2 separate regions of the Homo sapiens genome follow, and region 2 is linked to region 1. Evidence: chromatin contacts called from ENCODE Hi-C or POLR2A ChIA-PET data. All regions are on one chromosome and are shown on one strand. The core of a region is the stretch at or near the end of the contact, and the rest is flanking DNA. Distances in the headings are between cores, read along the strand shown. Region 1 holds the start of NXT1 (nuclear transport factor 2 like export factor 1). Region 2 overlaps LOC105372562 (a long non-coding RNA gene).

What was found. Hi-C counts contacts between places; a loop is a spot of excess contacts on that map. ChIA-PET counts read pairs that join two places held with the same protein, here RNA polymerase II (POLR2A). Pooled maps may share reads with other maps.
Region 2: a map of heart left ventricle shows a loop between it and region 1 (3-fold over the local background). The contact joins the enhancer-like site here to the promoter of NXT1 in region 1. A Hi-C loop is called at or near these places in 4 of 168 maps with a recorded cell type or tissue (chondrocyte, heart left ventricle and heart right ventricle) and 6 of 50 pooled maps. POLR2A ChIA-PET finds 5 or more read pairs at or near these places in 1 of 52 experiments (HCT116).

Annotation. Positions count from the first base shown.
Region 1 is chr20:23,347,895-23,353,507 of GRCh38, reverse strand. NXT1 (nuclear transport factor 2 like export factor 1) reads right to left here and starts at 2,717. Exons shown (of 2, transcript NM_013248.3): 1 at 2,447-2,717. NXT1-AS1 (NXT1 antisense RNA 1) reads left to right here and starts at 2,041. Exons shown (of 3, transcript XR_937384.2): 1 at 2,041-2,178. RefSeq lists enhancers at 1,866-1,915, 1,972-2,843, 2,782-3,076, 2,996-3,135, 2,844-3,716 and silencers at 2,406-2,675, 3,296-3,425.
Region 2 is chr20:22,446,669-22,452,189 of GRCh38, reverse strand. LOC105372562 (a long non-coding RNA gene) reads left to right here. Exons shown (of 4, transcript XR_937337.3): 4 at 2,405-2,548. Among named protein-coding and RNA genes, the nearest start is that of LINC00261, 130 kb to the left of the region's middle. Within about 2 kb of position 2,674, at least 4 of the 41 ENCODE cell types and tissues checked have a DNase peak (open chromatin) inside an H3K27ac peak, as active enhancers do.

The DNA of each region.
Region 1 (5,613 bases), core at 1,468-3,967:
GCTGGGAATACAGATGCCCGCCACCACGCCTGGCTAACTTTTGTATTTTTAATAGAGACAGGGTTTCGCCATGTTGGCCAGTCTGGTCTCAAACTCCTGACCTCAGGTGATCTGCCTGCCTCGGCCCCCCAAAGTGCTGGGATTACAGGCATGAGCCACCATGCCCGGCCTTAACGCCATTTTATATCAAGGACTTGGAGCATCAGCAGATTTGGTCTGTTGTGGGGCTAGGGGGGCTGCTGGAATCAATTCCCAGAGGATAAGGAGGCCTGATTGGACCACGAATTTTTAAAATCACATTTTATAAAATAGAGTACATTTGAGTATGGAAGGCCACTCTTTCCTGAATGCTTGCAACAGACATGACAGCCCCTTGGTAAAGACAGTGGACCATGTTGAAGGGAAGAGTGGTCACTGGCCCAATAAAGGCCAACCAAACCAATGAAATGCTCGTCAGCTGCTGAGTCTAGGAAAGTCTATCATGAGCTCACTCAGGAGGAACTGGGAAGGCAGAGAAGGCAGGTTTCTTAAGAGGGTAGAAACACAAATGACATGAGGACAGAATCAAAATGGCAGCCATAATCCCCATGATAAGCTAGAAGCAGCAAACCTCTTGGGTGAGTGGGGATTAGAAGGGAGGACACCCAGCTTACACAGGTACTAACATCCACCAGATAAGTCCTGTGGAGTCACAGTGCCTCCACAGAAAGGCATGTTAGATTTCAAAGCTCTTGGGTGTGTGGACACAGAATATGAACTATAGCTGAAATGTCACATTGTCCCCCAAATAAAAAAGTCCAAAAGCATTTAAAAAATTGACATTTACTTTTTTCAGGGTACAGGTACAACTGTTATGTTCTTTTCTCCATAATTAAAATATTTCACTTAAAAAAAAGAGGACATTACTAAAATAGAGGACATTACTAAAATAGTTTATACTTACAAACTTAGTGAACAGTTTTTTTTCATTTCAAAAAAAAGACTTTTTTTTTTATAATGATTAGCTTATGAAATAAATAAAACATTCCACATAGGGCTGGAAAGAGCCAGGTACTTATAACGGCTGCAAAGATGGTGCATTGCCTCTGGTAAAGGGCTGGCTGGGAGGGAAGCTGTCCTAAAAATGAGCAGTTAAGAGCCAATTTCAGACGTGGGTCTTTCCACGCCCTCCACAGACCTCATAGTTAAGCCTCAACTGTACTCTGGACTGAGTACAGTGGTCCCTCGGTATCTGTGAGGAACTGGATTCAGGACCCCCGAGGATACCAACACCTGCAGATGCTCAAGTCCCTGATAAAATGGTGTACTGTTTGATATAACCTATGCGCAGCATCCTCCTATATACCTTCATCATCTGTAGGTAACTTATAATACCTAATACAATGTAGATGGGATGTAAATAGTTGTTATACTGTATAGTTTAGGAAATAATGACAAGAAAAAAAAAGCCTCTACATGTTCAGTACAAACGCATTTTTCTTTTTCTGAAGAATATTTTTGATTTGAGGTTGGTTGAATCCACCCCACGCGGAACCCACGACTAAGAAGCGCTGTGTTTGCTAAGGGCTTCACACAAATTACCTCATTTAAATGTTACCACAAATGGATGAAAAAGGTATTACTATAACAATTTTACAAATGAGAAAAGGGAAACCTAGGGCTGGATCAAAGTAACGACGGTTAAGTACACTCCTGATCTATCGTTTACAAGACTAGACTGAGGGCTGAAATTTTGTCAATACAACGCTGTCCTTGTACTCGCGTAAGCAAGTCTCCATGAGCACAACTCCAGGACTGCTAGAGTGGGAATTTTCTCCCAGGGACCCCATTTCTCTTTGGCTGGAATTCCCGATCTCCACCTCACTCCTCCTCCCTCCATGGCACCAGTCCCCCCATCATCTCAGAAATGCCCCTCTTCTCCGCCCCTGGCTGTCTTTCCAAACACAATCTAACAACTGGCCACGCCCCCACACACCATAGAAGGACCATCTCCACTTACGGTTTTCAGCTACCTATGAGGTCGTCAGTCCCGCTGTCTGTGTCAAATCAGAAAAAGAACCTGACCGTGAGGACTAGAGTAAGAGGCTGTGAAGACTGCCGCCTCCTCGCACGACCCACACCGTCGAGTGTCCGGAGATGGACGGGAAAAGCTACCACAGTGGCATGGCCTTATTTCCTGTGAGTCGCCTTTAATTCAAACCTAGACAGACGCACGCCCTGCCCGGCCCTCCTCAGACCCGAGAGCTGCGCTGTGAGGGGACGCGCCTCCCCTCGTTGATGAGAATTCGCTGCCACGCTTTTTGCACAGGCGAGAGCCTCACCGCGGCGGCAACTCTACCACGTGGACAAAGGCACAGCCGTGTCTCATTCTCGACAATGGAGGAGGGCGTGGGGTATGCACTAGGGGCTGTCTCGGGGGTCAGACCGCCGGGGGACGGCAACGTACCTGCGCGGCGACGTCCAGGGTCAGCGCGGGCCGCGGCCCCCACGGTCGGGACGCCCCCCGCGTGGGACGCAGTTCCACTGAGGGGCCGGCCGCGGAGGTCACAAGGTGGGCCCACCGAAGCCTCTGGTAGGGGCACGGGAAGAGCCGCCTTTCTCTCCTCCTCCTCCTTCTTGGAGGCTTACTCTGGGTCACCGGGGCCCCAGAGCCGGGGGACTTTCCGGCGCAGTTCCGCGGCTTCCCGCGCGCGGCCAGCCGGTCTCCACGCAGACGCGAGCGCCCCGGCGCCGCCCTCTCCCGCATTCCCGTGACGGGCAGCGAAGTCAGCCAGTGGGACTGCGGGCCGGAAGGCTAACTCCGCCCATGTGTGGCTTATAAGAGGCGGTAGCTTCCGGGAGTGTCACTTTCCCAGAAATCCCGGCAAATCCGCCCTAGAGTTTTCGTTGGTCCAACCGGGCCACAGACTCCGGCCCGTCTGGTTAGGTGGGATGCCTGATTGGGCCAAACCTCTTAGGTCCCGCACCTAGAGCGGGGAGTAGCGTCTGCTTTTTTTTCCGCTGAGCGGAGGCCGCTAGGCTGGAGAGGGAGGGGAAGGTGTGTGGGGTCGGGTGAGATGCTTTCCCCTCGTCCCGCATGCGCCTGTATTGGAGTGATTTCAGTTAAAAGTCTCGTGAAACGTCACCAGTGATGTAGTCACGGCCAGCAGCAGCTGCCTGACCCCGCCGAGGCCTTCCGTCTGGCAACATGTGGGGCGCCGCAATGCTTGAGGCCACGGCGAGGGCAACGCCGGCCGCGCCCCGTGGAAACCGCGTGGCGGAGTGCTTGAGCCGATCGCGCTCTTTAGGAGTTAGGCCACTTAGAGGCGACATCTTGGTGGACACGGAGGAAGCCAGTTTTAGTCAGATGGGAAAAGTAGCTAAAAGTGGGAGGAGACTGGGGCGAGGGTGGGACGTGGGGGAGGCGGGGGCGTGACGGCGGCTCTCCACTGCCCTGAGGCTTGAGGGGCCCCGGGAAACCCGGGCCCGGCTGGGGTTGGGACTCTGTTCTTCCGCGTTCATAGCTACGATTCAGCTGTTCTGGAATGAGAACTGGATTTTTACTGAACTTTACGAACAGGCTCAACAGGATGTAACCATTCAGTGTGGAGGCATGAGAAACTATAGCTTGTAAATTAAAAGAAAAACCTCATTTCTTTAGACAACATTTTCAGCTCCATCTGCTGGTCTGAGGCTGAATAATTAATTGAAAAGCCAGGAGAGAAATGGGGCTAGATGAAGTGAGGTAGTTTAACCTGTGCTTTCTTGGCGTCCCGTCGGCTCCCTTTGCTTGCATTCCTAAGAGAATCTTGGTCTCAGATTTCAGGACAAGTGGAAAACAGTTGGGCTATTTAGTATAGGCCACCCCTTCCCCCCCGCACCCTCTCCCCCCACACACTTCAGTTAAGTAGGTGGAAAGTTTGGATTATTAAAAAGACACGTTGGAGGCTGAGCAGAGAGTGTGAAAGAGCATTTTCGGGGCTTTGTGAACTAACATGGCCTTTTGAACCCCAAGGCAGTGATACTTGGATTGATCTAAATCAGCGTGGATGGAATGGAAGTGGGAATGCGTTGATTTACTGCACGCTCAGTAGTTTGGATGCTGTGCTGCTTTTGTTTCCTGTATAATAAGCCCCTTTAATTTGTTTCACATAACTTATTGGGGGAGGTACCATTATTTCTGATTTTATAGACAAGGAGGCTGACAAAGAACCATCCTGGTGTCACAGGGTCGATTCATACCTAGAAAAGTATGAAGATTCATACCTAGAAAAATTAGAAGAACATTAATGCAGCTCCAAGGCCTTTTAAAAATGCGAGACTTTAGCTTTGAAAGGCAGCTGTTCTGCCTTTTAGGTTTGTGGGGTCTGCCTTTTAGGTTAGGGTCCTTTTAGGTTTGTGTCTCCAGCATATAAAATTGTGCCTGACCCAAAGCAAGGGCTCAATAAATACTGTTTGAATGAACAGACAAACCTGGGTTCAAATCATGCTCCTCAACTGCACAGTTGTGATGATCTGTCCTCAACACTCACTCCCTGCTCTCTTTGGAAGCAACCCTGGCTTTTATTCCCCCTATTTGTAGCAGGACAAGCCGCAGACAAAACCCCTCAGAAACCAAGTTAAAGAAGGAAGGGCTTTATTCGGCCAGGGAACTTCAGCAAGACTCACGTCTCCAACAACCGAACTCCCCAAGTGAGCAATTCCTGTCCCTTTTAAGGGCTCACAACTCTAAGGGGGTCCACGTGAGAGGGTCATGATCAATTGAGCAAGCAGTGGGTATGTGACTGGGGCTGCATGCACAGGTAATTAGAACGGAACAGGACAGGACAGGGATCTTCACAGTGCCTTTTTTATGCAAACAACCAATTAGGTCAGGAGTCAATCTTTACCAGGCCCAGGGTGTGGCGCTGGGCTGTCTGCTTGTGGATTTCATTTCTGCCTTTTAGTTTTTACTACTTTTTTCTTTGGAGGCAGAAATTGGGCATAAGACAATATGAGGGGTGGTCTCCTCCCTTACTATGATCCTGGAGTTTGGGGAGGTCAGAGACATCCCTGGTTCCAAAGGACACACGACTGGCACTGTATGCGTTGAGCACAGCTGAGGGTGGTCGGAGGCCCAATTAGGGCCACTGAGCCTGGAGGTGTTTGCTGAAGGATTCTGGGGAAGGAGATTTTTCTCCCTTCCCTTCTGGACTCACAGTGTGTGGATAGCACTGTTGCAGCCATCTTGCTGCCCTGAGTGGTAGACCCTTGATGAGGCAGACAGGAAAGCTGGGAAGAAATCAGGCTCTTGATGACTATGTTGGGAGTCAAATCATCCCTCAAGTTTGGACTTTTCAGTTTCAAGAGCCAGGAAATCCTTTTATCTTTTGTACTATTTAAAATTGGGCATAAGCATAAAGTTATTTGCAACCTGACTAGTGTGGCTTAAGCATTAGCAGGGTGGCTGTGGCAAGTGAGTTAGCCTCTTTGAGGCTCAGCTGCCTCCTCTGTAGAATAGGGGCAATGGTCATATCCATCTCCTCGGGCTGACGTGAAGAGCGAACGAAACAATGCATGCTAAGTGCTTCATATGGGGCCGAGCATGAAGTAGCATCCAGAAAGCGTTGGGAAAGCAGAATCATGCTTTGACAT
Region 2 (5,521 bases), core at 1,425-3,924, 900 kb after region 1:
TTTGTCTAGAAAGTCACAAGTTAACTTTTTACTGTGCATGGCCTAATTTGCAGGAAATGCTTTATACATAGATTTGTCCACCCATGCTCAAAGAAAACCCAGAATAAAAACCTGAATATAAAGCAGATGGATTACCAAACATGACTGAACACAGCGAGGAATTCATCTTCATTTTACTTTGGCAATAAACGTTTCTGATTTAGAGGTACCTGGAACAATTCTCTTTTTCCTGGTTGTTGTCCATGTTTCCCAGAAATATACCCAGTGGATCTATTGCCTGATCCTGATCCCCCCTCTTTGGTAACACAATGAAAACCAACATCAACAACTATGTGGAAGGGTTTGTTTGTTGTGAACTTATTTTGACTCCTGATGCTCATTCCTTTCTAAGAGCTCTGAAGTCATATGATTGAAATTTTATTCTTGAATTTTCTTAGGGATCAACTACAAATTTTCTCATCATTTCCAGAATGTAGCCTAATAATTCTTTGAACGATATGGCAACATTTGCTTCTTCCTAGCCTTCTGACAATTCTCATGATTGGTTTCTCTTTTTACTTATCAAGTAAAACCCTAAGATTTCATCTGCCAGATCTTTCCATTTCCATTGTAAAGTTGGACAATTTCTTAGCCCTTCACCAATTCTGGATTTTTGAATCTCTCCTTCAAATTTCCAATTTAAAAATCACTCTTCTTGATAGATTATTAAATCTATATCCAGTAATGGGTTTGTCACTTCTTTGTTTGTCTTTATCTAAATGTAGCAAAATAAACCCATCTGGTGGTTCTTAGATTTTAGTTTTTTGAAAGCATCTAACTAACACCTAGTCATTGGTTTCTTTGAAACTCTTTGATGGCGACATAGTTCTGTGTCTGTCTCTGTCCATCTTTTGTGTATTTTAAACAGCACAAAAGAAATCTCATTGTCCAGACACAATTGTTTAGATGCATTTATCTTTATAAACATATATATTCCAACGTTTTTCAAAATAAAGTCTTATGATCAACAACTCATAGGTCTTACATAATAGCAAATTTTCATGAATAGGATATATACCTAATTAGCTGCCCTTGTTATTTTAAATACTTACTCTATTTACCAAAAATCGACTGAGCCAACCTGCCAACTTGTTTTTAAGGGCACATGATTATATTATATCTGTGTATATCTCTTTCACGTTTGCCCAACCATTTGAGCTGCCTTTGATCATAAATATCATTTCTAGAATCCCATAACCTCTTTTGTATAGTAGTTAGCTACACACGTTGATATGAAATGTGCAATAATTTTACAATGATTCTTGTCAAACAGAAGCCTTTTCTACCTTAGATCATAAAACTTAATTTCCAATTTCCTCCTCCCAAAGAAGAAATGATCTTTGCCCCCAAGTGGATAATTGGATCATGGAGGCAGGTAATAGCTTAACAGTTACTAGGTAATATTACCTTAGAGGAGGTGGTTAAGGACAGGATAATAACTCTGGCTTCTGAGGGGATGGGTGCAAGGGGAGCGGCAAGAACTTCTATTTGTTGAACATTTGTGCTGTGCCAGACACTGGTCTGGTGACCTTGTTATTGGCACTTAGCTCATCCATTCTCCACTTGCCTCCTAATTTCTTCTCATGCCACTCATTCTCTTGCTTCATGCCCTTTAGTGGTTTCCAATAGTTCTTAGCACAAACACCAAGCTCCTTTGAGGCCTGGTATGGTTTGGCTCATGCCGACGTTGTCAGCCTCAGTTTTTTGTCTTCGTCTCTTTGTTTTCACTGCCTCACTGCCACTAACCTTCTTTCCTTTGGCCACAACTGTTTGGTTCACCTGGGTATCCCAAGCCCAGTCTGTTTCTGGCACAGAGTAGGTGCCAAATATATATTTCTTGGGTGAAGGAACAAATAAGTGAATGCATTTAATCCTTTCAACCATCCTAGGGTAAGGAAATAGAGGGTTATATGGATTCGGCCACATGCCTGAGTCCCAGCTCATAACAAGGAGAGGTTAACAAGGTCTTAGCCACGCTATTTAAATTGCTCTCAGAGCCTGCATCAGATCCATGTTAAAACCCTTTTGCAGATGAAGAAGCACACACGGTTGAACTGGCTGCCCAAATACAAGGGAGAGATAGTGGGGAATATGCCCGCTAACTGCATCCTGAAGCAATTTTCTTTCCCCTCAGATGTGTTTACCACCTATGGTGTTCCTTGAGAGGTTTTATTTATCTGTGGATTTTCTTTGAAGGAAGGCAGCCAGAGGAGGTTTCTTAGAAGCCAAGGTGAGAATTAGTAAGATGCATTGATATGGCACCTTTTATAACACTGAAAAATGATCATTAGACTCACTCTCAAGGATGAGGGATTTGCATTTGGCTTGCGTTGTGCAAACAGGGCTTTTGTTGATTTATCAACAGGACTTCGCTTGGGGTTTTGGATTGGATTCCAGAGGTTGGCACCTACGCTCTAAAAAATCTAAACAGAAGGAGAAAATAAATCACCAACTGGCACTTTAAAGACAAAGATTTATACCAGATTTAATAAACTTCCTGTCTTGCTGAGCATGAGGAAAATGTCGTGTTTACCCCGATGCTCTCTGCTCCTGGCAGCGTGTGTGCTGAGTTGGAAGGGCTGCAGAAGTGGGTCACGCTCACCCAACTGGAACTCGAAAGACTCATAGAGAGCAAGCACTGGACAATGGCCTGGTGTCCATGATGTATCCCTGCCTGTCGTTACTAATCCTACTCAGGGCCAAGCTGGAGAGAAATGTGAGTCAAGTCATATTGTCTTGTGTGGGTTCCCTAAAAGCAGACCCAAATCGAAGATTCAAGCACAAGCTGTTTATTTTGGGAGTGATTCCAGGAAACAGCAGTCAGGGGTTGGGGAAGTGAGAGAGGAAGGCAGTCTGGGAAGGTTATGCCATGAGGCCAGTTTCCACCATGGGCATGCAGAGCTTAAACCTGCTGGGGACCTCTAGGAGCCAGCATCAAGCATGTGCCTCAGATTTATCTCAACCAAGGGGCGAACGAGCTCATGTGCCTATCTGCTAATTCTCTCAGGGACTGGTCAAAGGCTGCTCCCAGAAGCATTAATTCCTCAGGACATTCAGCCTGTAGCACCTGTGGACAGAACAGATGTCAGCACCAGACAAAGTACTCAAGTAAAGGGATGCAGGTTGGAAGAGAGGGACACTCACTGAACTGTTACAGATCTCAGAGCAACAGTGACTCTGACTCAAAACAAAGCAAACATCCACCACAGTTAAATCAAATCCTTATTTCTTTGTGACTTCTCCTTTTACTATTTATGGTGGTTCACACACATGGTCTGGGAGGTGTAAACATCTTACCATATCTCCCATCATACATAGTTAAGCTTTCTTGGACTCAGTCATCATATTTATCCAAAAATTATTGACTTTCACCACTAGTATTGCAAGCAGCCCTAAAATTACAACTACAGCTCTGTATGGTGACAAGGAGCATGCACTTTCCCACTGTCTCCACATCAACAAGTGAGAAACACCTGGATCAAAATTGGCATAAACAATCAACATGACACTGGGTTTTGGAGTGTAATATGGACCTGATTTACTTCCAGCTGGGAAATAAATCTTTTGCCAAACTAAGTATATACTCACTCACACACTGGAGAAGAAATGAGAAACAGGGCACATGGTTAAATAGTTTAGTAGTTACAAAATTGTTGTTAGTAAAATGACTTACTGGATGATCTGTAAGTCTGGTGGCATCATGAAGACTTAGCCATCATTCGGGATATTCACCGCCTTGTGTGCAATTCAATCCCCCTAAGTCTTCTTGCTTCCACTAAAGTAGCCTCACCCTCCCTTTCATTTACTGCTGACCGGATCTTATGGGCCTTACAGTCATTCATTCCCCTCCTTTACCCTTTAGGCTGCCTTTAAAGCCAGATTCACTGCTTTATCTTGAAACCAAAGCCTTTTTTTGTTTTTTAAACCAATGTCAGCTTTACTTAAACTACCAAGGAGGATAATCTTTGTATTTTTCTCCTTGGAAGAACATTGAGTTCGAAATTAAGGTGCTTTGTTGCTAGTCACAGGAGTGCCATCTGCTAGTTTTGTTTGCTTTTATCTCCAGTTCCCTCCTCTTTGAAGTTGGAGTTAGATGAGATTGTTCCAAAAGTGCGTTATTCTGGATAATTTCTTTTTAATATGTGTTCTTATTAACTTGCCTTTTCTAACACAGCCTTCATTATTGTGACAAGAAGGTGAGTTTGACTATATTGGAGGGCTCTGTTCACCTATTTCCTCCATTTGGAAAATGATTCTGCTTTCTATTCTCCCTTTGTTTCTGGAGATAGATTCAATCATGAGCATCAGCGAACTTGCAGTGATAACTTTGTAAGAGATTGTTTCTGTTTCTCTATTGACGAATCAATTGATTAGTGAATCAGTCTTACATTTTAGAAGGCAAAATGTGTAAAAACTATGATCTTCTCTTTGAGTTAGCCATGCTTATTAAAGACATGGCTATTCATTTCATGTTGGCAAAAGTGTGCTTCACTAGATATGTCAGGTATTACAGAAAAAAAATAGGTACTGCTCACAGGAAATCCTGGGTTAAAGCAAGTAAAACAGGTTTGGGAAATGCTATAACCTCTAACTCCAAGTAGTGAATCAAAAGAACAGCAGCCTATTTAAGGAGCTGGAGAGTCCTACAGAAAAAAAAAAAAAAAGTAATCCATGTGAAGAAAACATGGAAAAACGTTGGTCTATAAATCCTCTCATACCCAGGAGGCACAGAGGCAAAAATGTAGTTCAAGAAATGATACAACACCATTTAAACATCTCCTCCAGTCGGAAGGAAAGCCACCACACTAGCAATGTTTTGGCATCTGGCCGACCCTCTCTCTCTGGGACTGTGTGAAAGAATTCACTCTGAGTTATGTGGTATGTCGCTAAGCATTGTAACATCAAATTTTTTGTGTAGACAGAATACAAATTAGAGTGGAAACAGACAATCATGGAATAAATGTTCTTAGCATACGAAGAGGGAAAGGATACTCATTGGTGCTGGATAATGAAACTAAAATTCCTGCAGCTAAGATGTGAGGGAGAGGAGGGGCCTTACAAGGCTCACCATCTTCATGTCCATCTGTGCTGTTACACAAGTCACAACATGTGATGGCCAGAATGCTGGGATTTTCATCCCTGGCTGGTATTTCCTTATTTTGCTATTAAAACACCTCAAAGTTGAAGAACAATGGTCAATATTTAGGCATATTATGAAATCACTTCAGTTCTTCTTGACTGGAAGTTTATTTATTTGGATTTGTTAAATTAATAATTTCTAAAGTTGGTACTCAACATTGTGTAAGCATGACTTTTGGAAATATTACCAAGCAACGTGTCATGAACAGCTAATAGAGGGAAATTATAGTTAAGTGAAGTCTCATTCATCTACTTATTAGAATAAAAGGAAATTAGGTAGTTCCCCAAGCAGAAAGTTTTGGATAAGAATTGTAGAGAACAAAATAGATCTGTCTATTAAAAT